Linked DNA regions of Mus musculus: regions 1 and 3 are each linked to region 2. The links are chromatin loops, found by intact Hi-C in ENCODE. Cell type or tissue: heart. All regions are shown on one strand.

Region 1 (8,000 bases), 61 kb before region 2:
AGGGCTAATGTAAATGAATTTAGTATAGCTTATAATTATGCATGGCTGACATGTGCTCTAAAAATCTAGATCACAACCAATCAAAACTCAGAGAACAAATGACCACGTGATGACCAACCCAACTGATACATCTACAACACAACTCCTGCACCCAGCAGGGCTTAGGGACCATAGCAGAAGAAGGGGTGGAAGATTATAAGAGCTAGAAGCACAAGAGTGTGCCATGAGATTTCATCTCTTAGAAATGTCAGAGAAGCTACACCCAGGAAGTCTCACCAACATGACTGTCTAAACAAGCTTTGAACAAGGATGAAACCAGTAGACATGCCAACATGGAAGGGAGAAATCTTACCAGGTCTCAATACTAGACAAAGAACTACGTGCATCTAAGCAATGCTGGGAGCAGAAGAAATGACATTCTCCAGGGAGGAGTCCCTAGGATGGTTTTCCAATATCAAGAAATAAGCCCTGAGATTATACATACAAGAAATATTATGTGGGTCAAGCTGGTTGTATTTCTATATTTAGGTATGTGTGTGTGTGTATGTGTATAAAATAATACTTAACCATGAATTAAGGCCATGAATGTGAGATATAGCAAGGCAAGGAACATGGGAAGAGTCAGAGGGAGGAAATGATATAATTATATTTTAATCTCAAAAAATATTTTAAAAATTTATGCATAGGTGTGCTGGCTAGTCTTCTGTCAACTTGACATACAAACTATTGTTTCCTCTGAAAGGAGGGAACCTCAATTGAGAAAATGCTTCCCTAAGTTCCAGTTGTAAGACATTTTCTTAATTGGTGGTTGTGGGGGAAGGCTCAGCCCATTTGAGGTGGTGTTGTTCCTAAGCTGGAGGTCCTGGATTCTAGACAGGTTGAGCAAGCCATGCGGAGCAAGCCAGTAAGCAGCACCCCTGATGGTCTTCTTATCAGCTCCTGGCCCCAGGTTCCAGCCTTGTTTGAGCTTCTATCCTTACTTTCTTCAGTGATGAACAGCAATGTGTAAGTCAAATTAACCCATTCCTCCCCAACTTCTTGATTGGTCATGGTTTTTTATCACAGCAGTACTAACCCCAACTAAGACAATAGGTGAGACTGTAGGTGGTCCTACGAAGCTGTTTGGGTCTGTAGCTTTGCTGACCTGCTGTTAAGCCTTGGGCTTTTCTCTGAGACTTGTTATTTGAATTGATTTCTCTCTTAGTATCTTCTTTCAGTAGTCAAAGAATTGATTTTGAATTTGTAGGTATGAGGGTACCTATCGTTCTCTCAGAAAATATCAGCGTGATATTGACATTGGTTTTAAAACCTTGGACAGGCTTCATTTCTGCTGCCCATCGAAGAATGAGAAGCACAGGGGCACCTTGCATGGGAGACTTTAGATTTAAGGAAACCGGAGAGAGCACAACGTAGCAGAAGAGGCAGAGAGAAACAGCACACCACTAGGTTCCCTTACTAACAGGACCAGTACTTTGTCAAAATGAAAACCATTAGGTACGTCTATAATGGCTTTGAAGTCCATCTTTATAACATTTAACTTAAACAGTTACGGCAAGTTTGCCCCCTTTACAAGTTTTATTTTGAGGATGCTGTGATATGTGAAAATTACATTTCCACTAACTATTTTATTCACTATTATTATTACTATTGTTATTATAACTATTCACCAACTATATTATATCTTTCTTTCTTTCTTTCTTTCTTTCTTTTTTTTTTTTTTTTTTTGGTTTTTTGAGAAAGGGTTTCTCTGTATAGCCCTGGCTGTCCTGGAACTCACTTTGTAGACCAGGCTGGCCTTGAACTTAGAAATCCACCTGCCTCTGTCTTCCAAGTGCTGGGATTAAAGGCGTGTGCCATCACTGCCTGGCACTAACTATATTATTAATAATTTTTTACTATTATTATTATTATTCACAAACATTGATTGGCTACTTGGACTAGGTTGAGAATTTATACGCATTATCATTACATTGTCATTATCAATTTAACAACTTGAAGTAGGTATTATTTATTATTATTGTCAATAGAACATTTTGTGGCAGAGGAAATGAAAGCCAATGGAAATTTGATGTGCCCAAACTTAAACAGGTTATTAAGAACTTGTGCTTAAACTCAGAGCTGCTCCAAGTCCATGTTCTTGATCTCTTTCTCATATTGTCTGCACTGAGAACTGTACAAACTGTTGAGGACTAGCTCTTGTATGCTCTGATTCCTACATGACAATAAATCAGATGCATGGCTGTTATAATTCCTGCAGACTGAATATTGCTGAATCTATCACCCTGAGAAATCCAGGATTCAGTCAAATAGATGTTTTTTCAAAGAGCATTTCAGTAAATGGCTATAGGAATAAGATACTGACTCCTGTTCTGTAGCAACGCAGTACCTGTTCCTTTCAAATCTGGGATGGAAAACTATTACTAGAAATATTATTCACTAGAATTGATGGGGTTTATAACTAACTTATTTGAGTTCTCAGTTGAGCAGAATTTTCATGATGAACCCCTCAACTTAGGGGAAAAGGGTCAACAGCAAACAAGTTGCTAGTGAAGACACCTAAATTTAAAAATCAAAACAAAACAACTATAGACTCCAAGTAATAGGAGATATGGAGCCTGAAGTAGCCACTTTCTGTGACCAGGCATGGCTTCCAGTGGAGATACTGGGACACCAACCCAGCCACAAAGCCTTCCACCTACAATTTGTCCTGACTTCAAGATGGGCTGGGGTAAAGGTGGTACAGAACTTGTGGGAGTGACCAGTCCATGACTGGTCCAACTTGAGACCCATTCTGTGAGAAGTAGCCTATGCCTGTCACTGTCTGGAGGGCCAGGAATCAGCGGCTGGGTAGCCCAGAGACCTGGGATAGAACCAAACCTGACAGGGGAAAAAGGTAATGAACTGAATGAACTGAAATGCCTTCTATTGATGTTCTGCTACACTTGTAGATGGGAGCCTAGATAGTCATCACCAGAGGCTTCACCCAGCAACTGAGAGGAGCAGATGCAAAGAGCCCAGCCAAACATTATTCACTAGAATTGATGGGGTTTATAACTAACTTATTTGAGTTCTCAGTTGAGCAGAATTTTCATGATGAACCCCTCAACTTAGGGGAAAAGGGTCAACAGCAAACAAGTTGCTAGTGAAGACACCTAAATTTAAAAAACAAAACAAAACAAAACAACTATAGACTCCAAGAGCTCAGGGAAGTGGGGAGGAAGGATTGTAGGAGCTAGAGGGGTCAAGGACACCACAGGAACACAGGCCACAGAATCAACTAACTAGGACCCAGAGGGGTTCATAGACTGATCCGACAATTGGGGAGCCTGCATGGGTCTGACCTAAGTCCTCTGCAGATGTGCTATGGTATGTAGCTTGGTGTTCTTATGGGACCTCTGACAGTGTGAGCAGGGCCTCTGACTCTTGTGCCCTTTGGGATCCTTTTCCTTTTACTGGGTTGTCTTACTCAGCCTTGATCTAAGGGTTTGTGCGGGAGAATCTTATTGTAACCTTTTCTGCTATGTTTGTTGATATCCCTGGGAGGCCTACTTAAGAAATGGAGGCGGGGTGGATCTCTGGGAGAGGGGAAGTCAGGAAGAAAGGGACTGGGAGAAGAGGAGGGGATGGGGAACTACAGTCAGGATGTAATTTATGAGAAAGAAAAACAGAACAGAATAGACAGCATCAACTGGAGCAATGGCCCAGGTTGACCACATACCCAGGAGATCCAGCTTCAGGGCTTATGTTAGTGAAGCTCCAGCTGTACTCTGAGAAGATAATGGCTCTTAAACCTCTTGATAGCTCCATATATACACATGTATATGTATATGTATATATGAAGTAATCTTTCATTATTCCACGAGCCCCTCTGATGTTGACTGATAACGCTGGTGAGAAGAGAAATAACTGTGTAAGGCTGTCCTCAGGAGAGCTGAGGCCACAGGGCTTCTGGCCTTAGGACAGAACAAGTGACGTCCTTGTAGTCCTTTCAGAGCTGTTCTTGCTGGCCCCTGGTCTGGGCAACCGTCTGCTTACCTAGGGTTTTATATCCAAGCTAAACAATTATTTTGACTATTCATTAAACCCTTGTTTAACATCAGCAGCTTTTTTTTTTTCCTGGCAAAGGAAAGGTGCGGTGGAAGCCGGGAGGAAGCGTTGACAGCCGAGCCGTGTCCTCGGTCTGTTCTTATTGTGTTCCAAAAGGAAGCAAACAGCAAGGGAATTCTTATTTTTGAAAGGACTGCTGCTCTTTTGCTCCTTCGGAGCTGAAAGCACAACATGTCGTCCTTGGTCCTGAAGGCTGCAGACGCAGGCCGAGGCTGAGCTGAGTCATTCGTTTCGGGAGCCAAGACCCAGAGACAGTCCCCAGCCCCACAGGGGACGTAGCTCCGGATGGACCTCTTGCCCACTTGGCCTCTCTTGTGGTGTCTGTTTAATAAAAGCTGTGCTAGGGGAAGGACGTTGATGTGGCCTCTTATGTAACTGGCAGAGAAGGGTGGAGACTCTGACAGTGGTGACAGCTTACAGTGGCTGAAACATGGGCCATATGACAAGAACCAGACTCCTGCCCCATCAAGTGCTTCCAAGGTCATTTTGGGGTGAGCAGAGGGCCTGAAAAAGGGAGCGAGCAACAGTGTTCCTGCTGCGTCTGAGGAGAAGAAAGATGGTGGTGATGATCTTGCTATATACAAGTTTCAGGAACCATGGGGTGGGATCTCATGGCAGGGGTATCAATAATAATCTGAAGAAGATAGCAATGGCATAAAAGAAAGAAAGAAAGAAAGAAAGAAAGAGAGAGAGAGAGAGAGAGAGAAAGTGAGGGAGAAAGAAAGAGAGAGAGAGAGAGAGAGAGAGAGAGAGAGAGAGAGAGAAAGAAAGAAAGAAAGAAAGAAAGAAAGAAAGAAGGAAAGAGAGAAACTTTGCAGCAACCAAAACATGGTGGACAAAATGATACTCTGGTAGAAAGCCATTTTCTTGAGCTTCCTTGTGCCCTGTTGCCAGTCATGAAGACAGAGAACCAGGTCTGCACACCTCAGACATGGGCTCTCATCATGATACACTGGGCTCCAATGCAGGCTTGTTTGCTAAAGGTCTTGGTTAACAAGGGTTTGGCCATGCTCGGATAAATATATGGGCAACACAAATTATACCTGGTATACTTTAAAAAAATTTTTTTTGGGGGGGTGAGGACACAAGAGTGGAAGGGTGGACTGGGGAGTAATGGGAACTGAGTATGATTGGGGTACATTGTATGAAATTCCCAAGTAATCCATAAAATATATTATGTTGGGAGAAAAATAATGACTTCTTAGCTAGCTTAACAGTTGTACAATTGAAACATCTGTGGACTTATGAGATACTGTAAACAGCCTGTGTACTTAACTCAGTCAGAGATTATTGTCTGAGGAGTGTTGTCTTACATGTGAGACCCAGTGCAGCTGACTAGACTCGGTGTTTCCTCCGAGGATTTCAATTGCGGCAGGCTCTGTCTAACCACAGAGGACTGTCTATCAGATGGGCTAAGTAGAACGGTCCAGCTTTTTGATTGGTTTGTTTCAGAAACTATGCATTTCTGGGTCATTGTTGGAAATCATTTACGTAGCAAAAAGAAACTGACAGTTGTCCAGAAAGCAAGCTTTTGACAGAAGCAAAAATAATTTCTTTGCATGCATAAAAGAAAGAACAATGTTACTAAACGTTACTAAACAATACACTCTGCAACCTTAGCTTAGGGTTATTAAATGCCTGGTGACAAAAGTGTATTTTGGGACTTGAATGCTAGTCTCTAGAACAGGTAAGGCAGGCTCTTACCCAGACTAGCAGCAACAGGAGCTGTCCTCACTTTTCAACTTGGTAGTGTTTCAGAGGAAAAAAAAGTTCCAATCCCTGAGAATACAGGAGCCTAATTAAAACAGTCTATTGCAAAGGTAGTAGCAGGATTGCCTTAGCAGGGTTCCAAGGAGCTGAGAAAGAGCTCTTGTGAGGACTGAGAACAGCCTGAGGTGGTGTCTCAGGGACCAAGCCACCTGGATCTGCACTAAGTAAGAAAACTCCCTTGGCAGCGTTGTAAGTGGCACACTATTTCCTGGACAATGCCTTCACCTCCAGTATCTCTCCAAAGCTAAGCCTGCTACTTTATATAGAAATCTCTATACAAAGGGCTCAGCATAGTGCTTTGTACCCAAAAAGTTAGTTTTGGGGGGAGGGGGTCACTATTCTTATATTCTGAGGTGCTCCCTTCTGCTACCAATAGCTGTCTGGATGACTTGACACATCTGAGTCTGAGGTTCCCACAACAACCTCCCCAGGAGCTGGTAAGTGACTGAGTCGTATTACACCAGGCAGTCCTAAGAGCTTGGTGCGCTACTCTCAATTACCCAGAATGCTATACAGAGCAACAATCTGGGCCTGATCTCCCTGTCTGTATTGCTTCCCTCTTTGCTGGACATACCTGGTTAGGTGAAGTGAGATGGCAGTAGCAGAAGTCTACGGCTTGTGTGTCCCAGCCCTTGGCTCAAGAGCCCTGAGCTCCAAACAGTGTGGGTTACATTATCTTGCAATCTGCAGCTAAGTACTGCTTTTAAGGGTTGAGTATCAGACAGCCAGTTCTTAACCAGACTTGGAGGGGATTCTAGTCTAATTTGGTTCATTTCCACAAGTGATCATTAAATATTAAACATTAAACCGAATGTTTGAAAGTAGGAGGGAAAGTGGAGACACAGCTATGTAAGTTAGCTTCTTGGCTCTCAGATTATTGACAGCTGGGAAGAGAATCAGGCCAAGGAGCAGATACAGTGTCAATCAGAGAGAGTCTCACGATTTTCCCAGACTATTTGGGCCAGGTTCCTCTCTCAGTGGCATTGTGAAACTTTATGAAACTGTATAAAAGTACATGTCACAAATACTCCAGTTTAAAACAGTTCTCCACCATTTTCCATCTGAATTAAAAGAGAAAAGTCACATGGCATTGTTGATAGTTAATGTTTAGGTTAAGCAGAAATATTGCATTTAAAAGGGAGACAATGGGTGGAAGTATTATTTGAACCTTACTCAGATAAGCAAGATTTCTGTGAATACAGGTAAACAACTGAAATCAGAAGTGTCACTTTCAGAAATGATCATGGTAGCTTCCTGGAAAAAACAAAACAAAACAAAACCAAACCAAAAAACCCAAAAACCCAAAAAACCCAAAAACCTACCAGAGAAGACATAGAGGAGGAGAGAGACAAAAGAGGCCAAGAAAGAGGATAATGAGGAAACAAGTAAGCGAATTAGAGAGAGCAGGCTCCAGGATAATGCCTCTCTCTCATACATATATACACACATATATACATACATATATACACACATATATACATACATATATACATATATATATATATGCATCAATATCTCTATACTGCATAATTAAATGGTTGTGCCAATCACAGAAAAAGAGAATTGCCAAAAAGCAGTTAGTTCTTGTCCTTCATTTTATAAATCTCACTTGATGTAAGTGGTGTTGATGCTAGCTGATAACTGTGCTGAATGGGTGTAGTGGTAAGGAGTCCCCAGGTAGCCTTAGGCTATGGAGCTAGGGCGCTTAACCTCCTTAAGAGGACAGTGCGTCCTATTCAGAAACCCAGCACTGCAACTTTGGCTAGTGCAACAAAAGCTAATTAATTCCATGTTAAGACATATATAAGGACTTCCCTTTTCTGGAGGGGAGCTGCAGTAGGCCAGGTGAGAGAAGACGGTAGAGAGCCCGAGGCCAGTTAGAGATGTCAGTAGAGAAACAGACACAATGCTATGAGGAACGGCTCGGTAGGTCGAAGGGAGAGGGAAATATTGAAGATGACTCTTAAGTTTTGGCTTGCACAGTGGATGACTGTGTTATCACAGAAAAAGGCAATGCTCTAGGGACCTCATTTCACTCACTCGACTTTGGCTGCTCTGGACACACTACTGCGACTTCAGAGGAAAATGTGCAGTAGTGTGGGTTCAGAGAGACTGTTTCAGAC
Region 2 (8,000 bases):
GTGCTTTGTCTCACCAGCTCTCCTGTCAATATTTTGAGTGCATGGAGAACTTTAAACTAGCAAGTGCTTGTTTTCACACTGAAGCTACAGGCAGAGCCCACATTCATAAATGCACTACCAGTCTCCTCTCATTAAACCCCGGATTCATCTTTCAGCTAGTGTCGCCTAGCACAGTCCATGGTATACACTAAGCATCTGATAAATGTTCCCTGAATCATAATGATTAAAGTGCTCACTCTTCAACATAATTTATGTCATGCCCGTTACCTAAGACACTTTTAAATGCTAGGCTAAGTGTCAGTTTAAATCGTAGAGTTCTGGCATTGGAATCCTTTGGGAGATTTTCTTGTCTGTCTGTCATTTGCTGCTCAGGTACATTTCTGATATTTGTGTTCTCTTTGAAGTACATGACAGGCAAGAGCTAGAAAGGAAACAGGCTGTGTTCTTTCCTTCAAACGAATCCCGTGCTTTCTTATTTTTCTGCAACCAATGCCCATTAAAATAAGAAGAGATTTAATAAATAACTAAAACATAATCCACAATCCAGGTTGGAGACACCAAAAGGGAAGGAAAGTATATATAGAATTTGGAGTTCTGTGGTTGAATCTCAAAGTCAAATTATTTCTTCAAGTAAGAACAGGCTCTCCTGGAGGCATCTGAGCTTGTATCTGCTGCTGCTGAGAATCAAAACTGTCACAATGTTTGCACCCCTAGTGTTTGGGAAACTGGTAATTCTTTACCCACTTCCATCCATCCCCAGCCCACCCCCACCCCCATCTTTGATGCCTGCTCTCCAAGTGCTGCTGGAACCTTTGAGGGCCAGAGAGGACCTGTTCCCCACACCTTCTCAGCACTGGAGACTTCTACCTAAATATGGTAAATATGCATACTCTGATACAGAAATAACACATATCAGTAAAAAACTTTTAGCCTAAATTAAATATAAAAACAAGTTTTTTAACTGAGCTTTTTTTTTTCTTTTTGAATCATGAGTTTTGCCCCAACAGCAGGTACCTACAGAAACCACATCCCACCTTAAGTGTGAATCTAAACACCTAGCATGTGTTCTGTTCATGTAAAAGTTTTGTGACTCAGACTATTAAGATCCTGCTCTGGGGGAATCATGAGACAAATGTTGAATCTTTCTGAACTATTCACCTCATTTCTAAAACACGGGGACTAGCTAATTAGATGATCTTTTGCTTCAAGAAAGGAAAAACAGACAAGAGTCCTAAGAGTGTTTCTCTCATTAAACTACAAGATGGAACCTAGTAACTGCCGAGGTATTCTGACTTGGTTATTCAGTTATTAGAATTACTCTGGAAACACATTTGAGAGTGAGCCACACCTGGGACAATGACCAGTTTAGGGTCACTCTCCACACAGCCATGCATCTCATATGGCATGAAAGTTCCCTCCAGCCTGCTGCCTAGAGCAGCCACCCAGGGCATGCTGACCTGTCACCTCCCCAGCCGTTCCTTGCCCTCTTCTGCCTTCCCTGGCTTGTAATTCACTGTAGCTCATCTTGAATTTCTTATGAATGGATATTTCTATTTATTCTCTCAGCTTTCCTTTGTTCACCCTTTTATTACCTAACAAAATACCTCAGCTGTTTCACCATAAAGGAAAGAGTTCTAGTATTGTCTAAAGAAACATGAATACAAATATTGGTGCCCTTCACAAGGGAGAAGGAGCCAGTGGCTTTTGTCTTTAGAGTCCTATAAAGTGATTACTGATGCTGTTCAGAATTTCTGCAATTTCATGGTTTTTTAAACACTTAAGTCTAATCATCTGTTACCACAGGCAGTCAAAAAATATACACAGAATTTATAATATTGAGCTTCCCTTTTTTTCAGTAATAGCATGGAAAAATGTTGCGTGCGACCTATCAGTTGCTTTCTGGGAAGATGGGAATGGAGGGCAGGGATGCTTGAATTTGGTTTTGCAGTTTGAATAGAACATTTTCAGTTGGGTGAGCCAAAGAAAGACATTCGAAGCACAGGGTGAGATTTGGAGGCAGGCACCACTTGATGCACAGTTTCTTAATAAGGTTGTTAAGTTTCCATTGACTGAGGATTGTGAGGTAAGTGATATAAGAGGATTCATGTAGTTTGGATTTACTTTGGTGCTTTCTCCCACATCTCCCCCACACCACCCCATATACAATGGAAAACAACCCAGGCTATTACTGCCTAGGTCTAATAGTGGGAATGATGCCTTTGAAGAGCACTTGTGGCTTGCAGAAAAGACACAGGCAGTGGCCAAAGACAGGCTGAGGGCCAGAAGGAAGGCGACAACTCAGAAGGCAAAGCCACACATCTCCAGGTTCATCGTCTTGGCCCTGAGCTGGTGGGTGAGAGGGTTTTGTGCTCACATCAAAAATTGTGAGACTTTTCTTTCCCTGAGAAATGGGGGTGGTGGGGGGGAACAGATGAGGCAAACAGGCATCCCGGAGGAGGCATTTAAACTGCCAGTCTCATTGCAGGCCAGGTGAAGCAGATGTGGTGTGAGTTAGGAGATGGCAAGGGGCAAGGGAGGAACCAGTGGGGAGGTGTGAGAGGCTCAGGGTCAGGCATCAGTCCACATGACATGTAAAGAATTATGTGCGACTTTCCCTCACAGACAGGCTGGCAAGAGACGAGTGTGGACGGTTTATGAAGGGGAGTCATTTGAAATACGAACTTTAATCATCTCAGTCAGCTACACGAAGCAAGGGTTAGCACAGCTGTGGTGCCTTGCTTGCATCCACTGCCTAGGTGGCTTCACTCTCCCTTTCCCTGCTACATGACATATGAATGGCTTTCCCATTACCTCATTTCTTCTGACCAAGACCCACTTCCATTGGCTTCCCACTTGCAGATGCCACACAACCTCAGGCCACTGCCTCACTTTTCCTTCCTCAGTGCCCAGATACTCATCGTTCAGTAAAGAGCATTAGTTTCTTTTCTTCCTCCCAGACTCCCCCCCCCCCGCCCTGAGCATTACTTTTTAATAATATTCTTTATCAACGATTGATTTGGCAACTTAATGGAAAAACGAACGACAAACCTCTCTGCAATAAGTTATCTAAAACAAAACCAGGGGAATTTTTATTCTCAGCCCATTTCCGTGAGAAAAAGGGAGATGATTTTTGGTCTGTCTTTCTGCCTGTCCCATCGCTCAGTGCCGATGGCATGTCAGGATTCTGCTGCACGGAGATGGCCGGGACATAAAAGGCATAAACACACTCCTATGACTTCTCCAAGAACCCACTTCTTTTTACTCACCAACAGATTCCCCAGAGGAAGGGAGCACCCAGCCACCAGTTGTGGCATTTGCAGTTTAAGAGCCCCCAACGGTATCTTGGCTCCCCTCCCCATTAGACACACAGGAAAGATCCAACTGACTGTCCCATCCCAAACAGCACATTCTTATGACATGAAAAAGCCCTTCTGACTCATCATCACCACACTTGTGGATGACCTGAGCTTTCTTCATCTCTGTAGGGGTATTATTCATCGCTTGCCCAAAGAGGAAACTGAGGCAGAGTAGTTGAGTAACTTGCAAGGATTGAGAAAGCCTGCAGACCACACTCAGTTCTAGGAGCACAATACACATCACATGTTGCATGGTTGAAAACTGGAGGATACATTTTTTACTTAAAGACATGCACATAGCAACCTAAAGGAATTACTCTTTTGGAGACTCTGCTAACTATGGACAGGAAATATTGGAGTAGGATGGACATTAAAGAGAATCCGATTGCACTCTCTGCTGTTGGGGTCCGAATCGCAGAAGGTTTGACCTGGTTAAGTCCGCAGGGCAAGCCTGCAGCAAACTGACCCGTATTCTAAGTTTGTTGATTTCCATTCTAATACTCCTGCATCTATCACGCTCAACATAGAGATGCTTTTACAACAGAACAAACATTTGTAAGTTAGCCCTTGAACCCTGTCCATACAGCTTGCCTCCCTTCCTTGACCCAAGTACTGGACCCAGAGTGATGAGACCTGTCCGGGTTACCTTCTGCACTCCACAGTCAGTTTACCTGGGAAGCTGTGGGAAGCATCTTCATTTTCCAGAATGCCTCTCGGTTTGGTTGCCTGTAGCTCACTTTTGGACTTCCAAACCAGCTTTACCATCCTGATCATCTCTGGCAAGTCCCAGGGTAGCGGCCCCTGCTGGCACCCCGGCCTGCTGCTGAGGGAAGAGGGTAGCACAGCTTCTGGGGCCGTCCACCTCCTGCCTAGTTCTGCAGAGTGGAAGTACCGCTCTAGCACAGGCATTCTGCCCTGTTCCCCAGAAGAAGAGGTAGGGCTGCCGCCGTCGCTGCTGCTGCTGCTGTTCCTGCTGCTGCTGCTGTTGTTGTTGCTGCTGCTGCTGCCACCAGAGGGGAATTTCTTCCCGGGCAGCTGCAGGCAAACCCGCGTGAAATCCTCTCCAGCCTTGGAAAGACAAGCCTCCTCCAGCCTGGCACAGCCTTTCTGGCTTTCCCAGCCCCTGCACAAAACACTGGCGACGAGATGAGAGAGACGAGACCGCTGCACCGCCTAAGGTTCCTCACTGCTGAGTCTCTGGACTCCTTCCTTCCTTAGAGATACAGCGCATTTTCCTCTTCTCTCCCAGGCACCGAATTCACAGCACTTAATTAATCCCAGGCTACAGCTGGAACGACAGCGGGAGTGGGGAAAGCCATGGAGGAGGCTTCAGCCTTCGCCTTCCCTCTTCTTCCTCTTGTTTTGTTTTCTGGGAGCTTTTTTCCCTTTTTTTTTTTCTTTTTTTTTCTTTTTTCTTTTTGCTGCTTGTCAAGTTTGTCAAGTGGCTTAGCAGTGAAAGACTTCAGGCAAAGACTTGGGGCCCCGCTTTGCGTGACTCTTTGAGCGCCCCCCCCCCCCAGACTAGTTATCTGGAAGCGTCAGGTGAGGGGTCAATCTATGGCACAGGAAGCCTAGAAGCTTCCCAGACTCTGGTCTTGCAAATCACAAGGAACTTTGAGCAAAAAACCGGGAAGCTGAGCTCTGGCGTGCCTCCGCAGCAGCCTTCCCTCAGGAGGGCCTGGTGGGGGGCCTGCCTTGTCTGTTCACAGTGCGGCACAGGATGGGGGTGGCTGGATCCCAAGGACCACAGTTCAAACACTCTCCTTCCTCCTTCCAGACCCCACCCACTCTACTGTCAAAGTTCTCTGCAAACTAACCGGGTTTTGGTCCATTAGTCAAATCCCTTTGTAACCTCAGCTGCCCTTCAAGTTGGAAGGAAATAACATTGAATCACATTCCAAAGCTGACTGGAAAGAAGTGGATTAGGGAAGTGTCAGAGTCCTTATGCATATGCACAGGGTGTCTGTTTAGCTTGGACACGTGGATCGGGATGGTTAAAAACCCATTTTCAAAGGGCAGTCATCATTTTAAAGGGTGTTAGTAGGGGGTCATAAATGGCCTGAAAAAGAAAGTGTGGCTGGTTCTTTTCAAAGAGACCACACTGTGGGCTTAATATCTGGGCCACTGACTACTGCGTTCCCCACCCCAGAGCGGAGAATTGAGGACAACTGTGGGCCAGGCCTCTTGTTTCCTGAGGTTCAGAGATGAAGGCGCTGACCCTGGAAGTCAGAGCCAACACGGCAACAGAGATGCCCCCTGTCGCTTATGTGAAAGGCCTTGGACATAAAGGAAAGTGGGGTGGTATTGGCTTGGCGTTTTTGCCAGCAAATTGGGTTTGTAGGAACAATTTGAACTTGTACATTCACTCAGAAAGGCCCTGTTTTCTTGAAAGACATTGTAACAATCCTGTCTTCCTCCAGGCTCAGTGTCTCTGTGTTGCAAAGGCCTTTGTTTTGCTTGGCTCTTTATTTTTGCTGATGTACAAGTTGTTGCTCCCGCTCTACATTCCTATGGCTGGTTGATCACACGATCCTTTGATGTTTCTTTAGGGGAGCATGGAGGAGATTTGGGGCCATCTCAGGCTGTTTTATTCTCACTGTTCTGCCTTCCTTGTGTACTCTGTTTTCAAAGTTGAAAGCAGTAAAGCCCATCACATTTTTTCTTTGTTACTCTTCTAAAACTATGCTTAGTTAATAAGTTTGATTTTTAATAATGAATTATTTTTTTCTCTTCTCTTTTCTTATGGATAAAAAAGTATATTGTGAACTTGCTTTCTTTCCTAGTAGATGAAAAAGGTCAATACCTCTCTCTCTCTCTCTCTTTCTCTCTCTCCCTCTCCTCCCCTCTCCCTCTCTTTCTCTCTATCTATCTATCTATATGAGTGACTACTTTTCTGAGAATTTTATATTAAAATATTGCAGCTTTTCTATAACAACGACATATTCATACAACCCAATAGGCAGAAATCAGTGATCCACTCTATCTGACAGATGTCTTTCTTTAACTCCCTCTGTTGAGATAAAAGCATTTATAAAGCAATTGGATGTGTCTGCAGTTTGACAGCTCTTCCATTAGACTCAGGGCGTCAAGCACCGCAGGAATCAGAGACTTCTATGTAACAAGCACATCTAGATGGCTGTCACACTCCGCGCCACACTTCCTAAATAATGTCTTAACCTCATTCCTCAGTCACAATCCTCCCTGACTTGAAGGGTTTCCTAAGTGTTTGACTATTTTTATTTTTGCTCAGTTATTTTGCAAGAGTACTTAGCACCAGGATATCCTGACCCTTGAAACAAAGGGGTTAAGAACAAAGAAGACAAACGTATGCTATGATATATCTCAGATGCTAATGGATTAAGAACACAGATCTTCCCTGTAGGTTTCTTCAAGATTACTTTTTTTTTTAAAGCCAAGACTATACACTTCTACCGCATCTTCTACACTGTCCCACACATTTCCTGGAATCAGAGAAGTTACAGAATGTTGGGTTATTGAATATGAGTGAGTGAGACGCGTTAAGGCCAAGCAACCATCATTTCCAATTTTCATCCTTAAATGGGACCTACTTCATTTGAAGGTCTATGTGTTGAAAATGTTTTCTTAATTTAAAATATTTCCCCAATATGGGATTACGTTCCTCCCAGAGCAGAAGTGCAAGAATACCACAAGAAAGGTCGTTCTCAGGGTATTTCTGGCTCACACAGAGACAGGAAGCACAGGAAATCTTGCGAGAAAGCTTGGCTCAGGAGACTTTTGGCTCAAGAGCAGCCCCTGAGACCAGTGGGAGTTGATGAGGTGCTTGCTCCTACAGACTAAAAGCTCACAGCCACAGTGTTTCTCTGAAAGGTGGCTTTGTCACATTTTGTAACTAACCTCAGGCTAAGATGTCTCTGGTCTTTCAAATAGTTACCTTAGGAGAGTGTGCCTATGAAGTTGTGATTTCCTTCACTCAGTGAACATCACTTACCTTGAGATACAATGGAAGCCGGAAGTCTGGGCCACCCAGCTTGGGGAAACACATGAGGTGTTCTATACTCATGAGACTTGTGAAGCAAAGCCTCATTTGTTGGAGAATTCTCACAAATGTTGCTATCAGAAATTAATGTGCTATGTATGGACAGGAGGTTTCAACATAGACTAGTTCTGAACCCATCTTCCATTCAAGTAAAAGAAAAACAGGATTCTCTGTGTGTGTGAATGAAGTGTGATATGAACTCTCCAAATCCAGCCAGCCTGTCCCAGCACTGGGGAGACAGGCTTGGTGGGTAAAGTCCTTACAGGGGAAGCATGAGGCTGCATGGCTCTCCACTGCCCATGGCAAAGCTGGCTGGGGAAGCCTATATCTGTAATCTGAGCTTGAGCAGAGGTAGGCAGACCTTGAGGCAACCAATAAGGTGAGCTCCAGGCTCAATTTAAAAAAAACCAAGGCAGAAAAGGGATAGAGGAAGACACCTGATATGGACCTCTGTCCTCCACATACAGAGACACTTACATATCTACACACATATGCATACACACACATCTATGCACATGTATGCATTCACCTACACATATGCACTTACACATCTACACACACCTGCACACATCTACACACATGCACTTACACACCTACATACATGCATGCACACATCTACATATATG
Region 3 (8,000 bases), 140 kb before region 2:
ACTAACCCTTTATATTTATAAACATGTGAATTCGAAGACTTGACCCGGTTTTAGTGTTGGACAAACAGCAGACATTGGGCCTGCGGGAACGCTAGGGAGGCGGAGGCTGCAGTGTAAACGGTTATTGTGCATTTCTGAAATATCTTATGGTGAACGTGACTTAAATCTTGTGCTGTGTCTTTGAGCTAACGCAGGCACAGGAAAGGTCAATGTTTAGGTCTGACTGGCCGTGCTCATAGGCGCCGAGGCTCAGCGGTGAGGATTTCCTTTTGTACCCGCCATTTCATTTTCACCTCTTTACATCGGAAGAGATTAGATATTTGAGATTTTAGAAAATGCGGCAAAATGATAGTCTTCTGAAATTCAAATTGTGAATTTTAGAAAGTGTTACTTCCTAAGTAGAACAGTTACAGATCCAACGTAAGAAAAAGTTCAACTCATTTGCCCCGTGACGTTACCCTGGGGTCACCTCTGTACTTGTACTATTTTATGTGAAGACTTTTTTGCTCTGGGTAAGAAAGATTTTAAGGTCTGAATAAGCATCAGACAGGCTTGAGAAACTGTCCCACCAGTGTGCTCCAGACACCCCAGGAATGAGCTCACTGGGCCTGGTACAGTCCTTCCGGCATTGTGGGAGGGGAAGGGGGGTTTTATAGGAGACACAGGTTGAAGGAAACTTTTCTTTGTCTTCCTATAGATTTTATCAATCAGAGATTTATTCGATTCATTCTTTTAAAATTGATGGAGAGAGGGGAGGAGTGAGTGTGGAGGAAGGAGGTGCGGGAGCAACTTCCTTTTGAGCAAATGTGATTTACTTCCGCAGAAAATCAAACCTACCTAAGTAAGACTTACACTCAGGAATACCTCATTATGGACTGGGATAAGAAGCAGAGAGGCAGAGCAATGCAGGCTTTAACCACTGAGCCATCTCGTCGGGAGATGAAGCAAGGAAATACTGAATGACTTGCTCAGAACTAGTGCATGAAAAAGTCTGGAGAGATGGCTTAGTGGGTAAGAGCACTGACAACTCTTCCAAAGGTCCTGAGTTCAATTCCCAGCACCACATGGTGGCTCATAACCATCTGTAATGGGATCTGATGCCCTCTTCTGGTGTGTCTGAAGACAGCGACAGTGTACTCACATTATAACAATAAATAAATCCTAAAAAAAGAAAGAAAGAAAGAAAGAAAGAGAGAAAGAAAATTGTGGTACAAGGCCTGGAATTCTGTTCTATGAATTCTTGGTTTGGGAAGCCCCAGAGGTCTCAAAACAATGCGAACTATTGCTGTTGCCCACGGTTACCCATCACAACTACATTGTGAGACCTTGTTGCTGAAGATACCACACAATTCCAATGTAAGATACAGAGAAGTAAATCAAACTGACTGGGAAGCCTCCTCCTTGGTGACTAGTTTTCATTGCCAGAAGGTATCATGCAGGCTGCTTTACAGGAAGGAAAGTATGTCTTTACCCAGTGCTGGACCCTACATGCTGCAATAATGACCTGCCAGGCAAGACGCACCTACCGGCTCACCAGTGCGTGAATGTTCCAAGCTAACCGGTTGCTTTCTGATCAGATTTGAGGCTGCTCCACAGGAAAGAATTTTCTGTCTGGTATTGCAATCCTAATCAGAAGTTTATGGCTACAGAGATCACAGGCTCGAGGGTAGAACTTATTATTCCACCCAGTGCTCATGCTGTCTAATCGTCTTCTATTAGTGTTTATACCCACGGATCTGGGCTGCTCTCGACCTTCGTCAGAGAAGCCTCCTTCTGCAGTGGACAGTGACTGAGAAAGGCACAATGAGTCAAAGTGCTAAGAGCAGGAGACCAAAGTACTCAGCATTGAACAGGACATCTGTATTAGCCACTCCCCCATCCCCAAAACCCAGGGAGCATTGTGGGATAGAAGATGAAGATAAGGAAAGAGTCGAAGGATGGGCAGGAGCACTGAGGGACGCTGTCTTCTGGTCATGAACTCAGAGCAGCCATGGACACGACCTGTACAGCTAAGTCAAGCCAGCTAAAATTCCTACAGAGATGGGGTATTAGGCCCTATTCATATTGAGTTGCCTTTAGCAGTGGATAGTTGCTGGGACAGGGATAATAATTTTTTTATTAAGGATATCATATGCTTCACTGAATGGCTCCATATCACAAGAGGCAGTACTAATTGGACTTGGGTCATAAAGTAATAAAAGACATGAAGTTGTGTGTGTGTGTGTGTGTTGGGAAGCTATGGAGAGAGTTGAAGGGGGAATAGGGAATAGAAATGATCATATTTCATTACATACATGTACAGAATTATCAAAACTAAAGAAAAAGAAAAGGTTCTAACAGGCTTCTCCATCAGTCAATACAATAGACACAGAGGACAACAAGGTGAGAGGAGATGATTTAGTCAGGGGATTCAGAAGAGAGAAAATGAAAATAGCGACATTGTATAGGACCCAGTGGAGAAATGTGTGTGTGTGTGTGTGTGTGTGGCTAGAGCTTGTAGGTCATTAGACTTACCTGTTCAGGGTTTTCTAATTTAGTCTAATATACCTTGTTACACATGCCAATCTGAACCTGTAAGAGCTGGCAGCTGTGTAATGGGGGACCAAGAGTTGTTTCATAATCATCTTCTCTTTCTTGTTGCTGTTATTCTGATGTAGTAGCCATGGAAGTTCCCTTTCTACCATATATCACTAAGCTGAAAACCAGGACATACAATGAGGCAAAATGTGTTCTCATGACAACAAGACTGAACTCTGAAATCAGCCCTGTGCCTGTCTAGGCTGGGTGGTTAATAGGGTAAAGTTTTTTTTTTTTTTTTTTTGGAAACGTGATTCAAAGTGTTGTAAGCAGCAACATGGCAAGATTCTTTCTATCTAGAGTTTAACAAAGGGAGTCTCAGAATTAGGAACCCCACTATAAAACTTCATAACTGAAGCATGAAGCCATGGATGCTGAGGTAGCATGTCTGCTGTTATATCTCCCCCCCCCCCAGTGACTCTGACGTGTGCTGGGCCTTGGTTTCTGTTCTTTCCCTTCCTTCCTTCCTTCCTTCCTTCCTTCCTTCCTTCCTTCCTTCCTTCCTTCCTTCTTCCTTGCTTCCTTCCTTCCTTCAGTAGTGTGATGGTTTGTATATGCTTGGACCAGGGAGTGGCACCATTAGGAGGTGTGGCCTTGTTGGAGTAGGTGTGTCACTGTGGTTGTGACTCTCATCCTAGCTGCCTAGAAGTCAGCCTTCCACTAGCAGCCTCCAGATGAAGATGTAGAACTCTCAGCTCTGCCTGTACCATGCCTGCCCGGTTGCTGCCATACTCCTGCCTTGATAATAGACTGAACCTCTGAACCTATAAGCCAGCCCTAATTAAATGTTGTCCTTTTTAAGACTTGCCTTGGTCATGGTATCTGTTCACAGCAGTAAAACCCTAACTAAGACAGTTATGGTCTCACTAGTAACTCTGCCTGTCCTGGAAGTTACTTTGTATACCAGGTTGGCACTGAACTTACAGATATCTGCCTATCTCTCCCTTCCTAGTGCTAGGATTAAAAGCCTGTGCCATTATGCCCACCAAGGGTTCTATTTTTTTAAACACTCCTCCCAATTCACCCCATAAGGATTTGGGGAGTGAATCAGTTTAATTATGAACACAGCATAAGAATATTGAAGGGGATTTGGAAAAATATGGATTATTTTTAACCTACCCAATCCAACATACCTATCTGGTGTGTGTGCAGTCCATTAAGATGGTTGTAGCTGCGGCTGAATGGTTGCTAGTTCCTGACCTTAAGGCTTTCTCTGTGGGACTGTGGATTAGATGCCTCCCTCCATGGCTGTCAGCAGAATGGTTCTAACATGCTCTCTCTCTCTCTCTCTCTCTCTCTCTCCCTCTCTCTCTCTCTCTCTCTCTCTCTCTCTCTCTCTCTCTCTCTCTCTCTCTCTCTCTCTCTTCACTTTCAGCTCATCTTCGCAGATGCCCCTTTCCTTCCCAATGCCAAGGCTTAATAGCTTTGAGACCTGCCACCCTATGAATGAAATGGCCTGCGGTGGGTCTGTGCAAAGTCACGAATGACTAGATGTCAAGGATGGAGTTCATCGAGGAAAAGAGGCCTAGCTGTGCTTGGTTTTAACAGAAGTGCTTGCAGGAGAAGAAAGGCTAGCTTTATATGTAGACGGAATTCATGTCTTAAGATGGAGAGCAAAAATATTTCCTTCACTAAAGTGAAGCAAGTAAAAGTTTGCCCACTTGATTTGCATGAAGACCTTATGTGTAATGTGATTAGATAAAGCAAAAATTATTGTGGATGCAATGAGACCGCACTTGGGCTGCTTGCCATGGTTGACACTTGAAAGGGAGTGTGGTTTCATGAGCTCAGGACAGAAATGTGGTTTGAAGTAGAGAGTGGAGAAACACTGTCATCTGGCCACAAGGGGACAGCAGGGCTCTAGGATTTCAGGCCTAGGGACTAGGCCATGGATTTAACTGTTGTGAATAAAGGTTAAGGACACACCCTGAAGGATGCTAAAGCACTTAGCTCACATGGGAAGGGTCTTAAAGCCTGATTCATTTGGATTTCCACCCTCTGAGCTCTGAAGAGGCTGTGAATGTCTAATTCAGTTTGACTTAGAGTTTATTTTTTTGTATGTGTGGTATGTTTCTGTGTGTGCATGCGGTTGAATATGTGTATGTGGGTATGCACATATGTGTGCATGCAGTGGGAAGCCAGAAGCCAATAATGGGTGTCTTTCTCAGTTGAGTCTCTCTTTACCACTATTGTTTACTGTTTGGTGTGTGTATGCATGTGTGAATATGTATGTGCATGCATATGTACATGTATGTTGTTTGTATGTGCATACATGTGCATGTATGGCTGTGTGAGTGCACATGTGTGTGTGGAAGCCAGAGATACACTGGATGATTTCCCAAGATTACACTCTACCTATTTTAAAAATTATTTTTTTAAAAAATAGTTCCTTTTAATTTTTATATATGTATGTGTACCTGTGTGTGGGTATGGGCATGTGGGTGTGTGTGCCCACAGAGGCAGTTGTGAGACACAGGCCATGGGTGTTAACAACCAAACTCTGGTCCTCTGCAGGAGCAGTTACATGCTCTTCACTACTGAGCCATTTACCCAGTCACCATTTTGACAGACAGGGTTTGTCACTAATTCAGCTAGGACAGCAGGTCAGGGAATGTCTGTCAGGGATTCTGCTGCCTCTGGAACTCCCCAGTGCTGGCTTCTGGGCCTGACTTCTTAGACACAAAGATCTTCATGTTTGTGTGTTGTGAGGCAGGCACGTTACTGGCAGCCATCTCCTCACCCAGTCCTCCTTGTACTTCAAGACAAGGTCTCTCCCTGAACCTGGAGTTTTCCTGGCAAACACTTACTGACCAAGTCATGGCTCCAGCACATGGATTCTGTTCTTTTTGTAGCTCTAGGGATGGATATAGGGCCTTGCATACTGCAGGCAAGTGCTGTACTTCTAAGCCACCTTCTGAGTTCTTGGCTTTCAATACTGGATCTTATTAGGCAGCTCGATCTGGCTTTGAGTTTGCTACATAAGTGTATGCTGGCTTTGGATATACGATCTTAGCAGCTCATCACCCCAAGTACTTGGATTATAGGGTGCACTACCAAATCTTTCTTGATTTTCACTCTATTCTAAAATCACAATGTTGACACTGGAACTTAGTGTTAAGTTAGTTAAAGATCTATAACAAACTCCATTCCTTAATTGTTTTGATTTTTCAAATGAAAATTTTCTAAAAGGTTGGTCATGATTAAAGTGTTTGTTTGGCCCCAGCCATTTAGATCTCTGGAAGGCTGTGTGTTGTTGTTATCGTTATTATTATTATTTTGAGACTCTTTGTAGAGGATGCTCAGCTGATTATTAAAAAAACAAAACAAAACAAAACCCAGATTTCAACTCACCAATTTGTATGCTAGGGATTGAATCTTTCTGTTGATTACAAAGAGGACTGATTTCCAGTTCAAACTTCTGTTCAAGGTCACCTAAGAAGAAAGAAGAACAAGAAACACATAGCAATTTAAGAGTTCATAGAATGTGTATCAAAAACTTTAATGATCCAGTTGGAGGAAATCGTTCTGGGGGTTACTGTTGCTTCCCTTGGAATATTCATGAACCCCTTAGGACCACTGGCTTACAGAGCTGCCTAAAGACAAACCCACAGGGCATCAACAATCCCTAACAGTGGCTCCTTTGAGTAGGTATGCTTGACAGTGGGACAAACTTTTAAAAATTGCATCTATTTATTCTCTCTCTCTCTCTCTCTCTCTCTTTCTCTCTCTCTCTCTCTCTCTCTTGTGTGTGTGTGTGTGTGTGTGTGTGTGTGTGTGTGTGTGTGTAGGTAGGGGACAATCAGTAGGAGGAGACTATTTTTAACATGTCAAATCTGGGGATTGAGCATGGGTTGTCAGTCTTGGTGGCAGGTACCATTGCCATTTTCAGTGATAGAAAAGTTTTCTACACACTCTATTCTGGGGACTCTCTGAAGCATGTCCAACACACTAGGAACTAAAATTTTAATTTCTTTTTACATTATAATTAATTAAAATTTAGCTAAGCCACATGAGCCTCAGAGATACCATAGTTTGGAGAGCAATGAGCCCTCCATTACAGGCCTGTCCCATTACCTGTCTTTCTGTGAGGTGTTCTTTATTCTTTCTCTTACTCACCAGACAAGTATGAAACACTTGTCTTCAAGAATTCTACTAACCAATGTAGAAAGTACAGAGAGGAAAACTCAACAGTCTCTCCTCTGGGAATGTTGCAGATTAGCATTTGGGGTCTTACAATGGTACCAGCCATATTTCTTGATGGCAACTGTAACATACCATGCAGAGTTATTCATATAAAAATACATTTTACTGAGGATTAGACAAAGATAGAGTGGATGTTTAATAAAAACTTCTGGAAAACTAGGTTACTTGTGGACATATCAACCCATATTTACAAAGAACCTTTTTAAAGCGTTGAGGACTGGAGGGGAGGAATACCTGACCTCACAGTTTTCCTAATTCATAAGCTGCCATTTTTCTCCACCCAACCCTGTACCTGAAACCTCAACTTAAAGGATATTTTTTGTTTGTTTAATGTGATGCATGATATCTGTCATGTTTGTCCTAACTGGGCATAGTGGCCCTCACATCCTAGGATCTGAGGCAGGAGTGTAAGTTTGAGACCAGCCTCTCCTAAATATCAAGGCCTTGTCTCACAGCAGCAGCAGCAGCAGCAGCAGCAGCAGCGACAACTAAGAACTGTTGAAAGAAGCCTGGCTGCTGGGGAGATGAGCTGGCATTTGAGTCCAGATCCACAAGCAAAAGCCAGATGGGGCTCATCAAGATGACAGGAGTCATTCCTATAGAGTTAAAAGACATCCACTAGGGGAAAAAGATAGTTCCGATGAGCAGAGTCTGTTCTTCTCAAAGCAGACGGGATGTCTGGACTGCAGGGCCCTTAACTGAAAGGGAACAAGTCAGTTCCTTGGTTCCTTGGTCTGCTGGGAGATCTGCAGTGTAGGTGAAAGCTCTTCCCTAGTGACCGTGGTGGCAAACATTCCCGGTCTTTCTACGTAACTGTGCTGCATCTCATTAGGGCAGGTTTTTGCAAAGAAACATAGTAACCTGATTGCCCGATGCCATCGATTCCTTGTAGTTAGTAACTTTGATTCCTGAACTCTGTGTCTGCCCAAGTGGTGCAACCACTGTCCCCAAGTCGCCTAGAGTCTGAATTAAGTGTCCGATGGGCAGATCAAAGCTTTAAACCACAATGGACAGCAATCATAGCCCATGATGGGATCAGAGGCAAGTGGGCCAGAGGAGAATCTTGATCTTCAATACTGTAGTCCTAGCCTTCTCTCCTGCTGCTATTTCAATAGTTTATGTATCACACCGGGAAGCAAGCACTCAGCCTAACTTTAAACCCTCTCTGCGCCAACTTCACCATGCTTACTTTTGTTCTCAGTGGAGACTTTATGTCTTGG

What was found. A loop is a pair of places that touch in the nucleus more often than their neighbours do. Peaks named below come from ENCODE experiments on the same cell type or tissue, not always from the same donor. Only the 100,000 strongest peaks of a DNase experiment are listed, where the experiment ranks them.
Region 1: a loop joins it to region 2, with 5 times the contacts of the local background. A loop is called at or near these places in 6 of 42 quality-filtered maps.
Region 3: a loop joins it to region 2, with 2.1 times the contacts of the local background. A loop is called at or near these places in 2 of 42 quality-filtered maps.

Annotation. Positions count from the first base shown.
Region 1 is chr10:20,482,636-20,490,635 of GRCm38, forward strand. All of the region lies in intron 1 of Pde7b (phosphodiesterase 7B), which reads right to left. Among named protein-coding and RNA genes, the nearest start is that of Pde7b, 62 kb to the right of the region's middle. RefSeq lists an enhancer at 2,267-6,132. In heart, no CTCF peak of the experiment used is centred here; DNase peaks (open chromatin) are centred at 4,426 and 7,876; H3K4me3 peaks cover 717 bases; H3K27ac peaks cover 1,826 bases.
Region 2 is chr10:20,543,864-20,551,863 of GRCm38, forward strand. Pde7b (phosphodiesterase 7B) reads right to left here and starts at 4,465. Exons shown (of 12, transcript NM_001347366.1): 1 at 4,028-4,465. The coding sequence starts at 4,265. In heart, CTCF peaks have their summits at 4,183 (motif pointing left) and 4,391; DNase peaks (open chromatin) are centred at 4,418, 5,078, 5,468 and 7,118; H3K4me3 peaks cover 1,451 bases; H3K27ac peaks cover 2,193 bases.
Region 3 is chr10:20,401,200-20,409,199 of GRCm38, forward strand. It overlaps Pde7b (phosphodiesterase 7B), which reads right to left. Exons shown (of 12, transcript NM_001347366.1): 11 at 5,929-6,009. Among named protein-coding and RNA genes, the nearest start is that of Mtfr2, 57 kb to the left of the region's middle. In heart, CTCF peaks have their summits at 4,414 (motif pointing right) and 7,404; a DNase peak (open chromatin) is centred at 7,332; H3K27ac peaks cover 459 bases.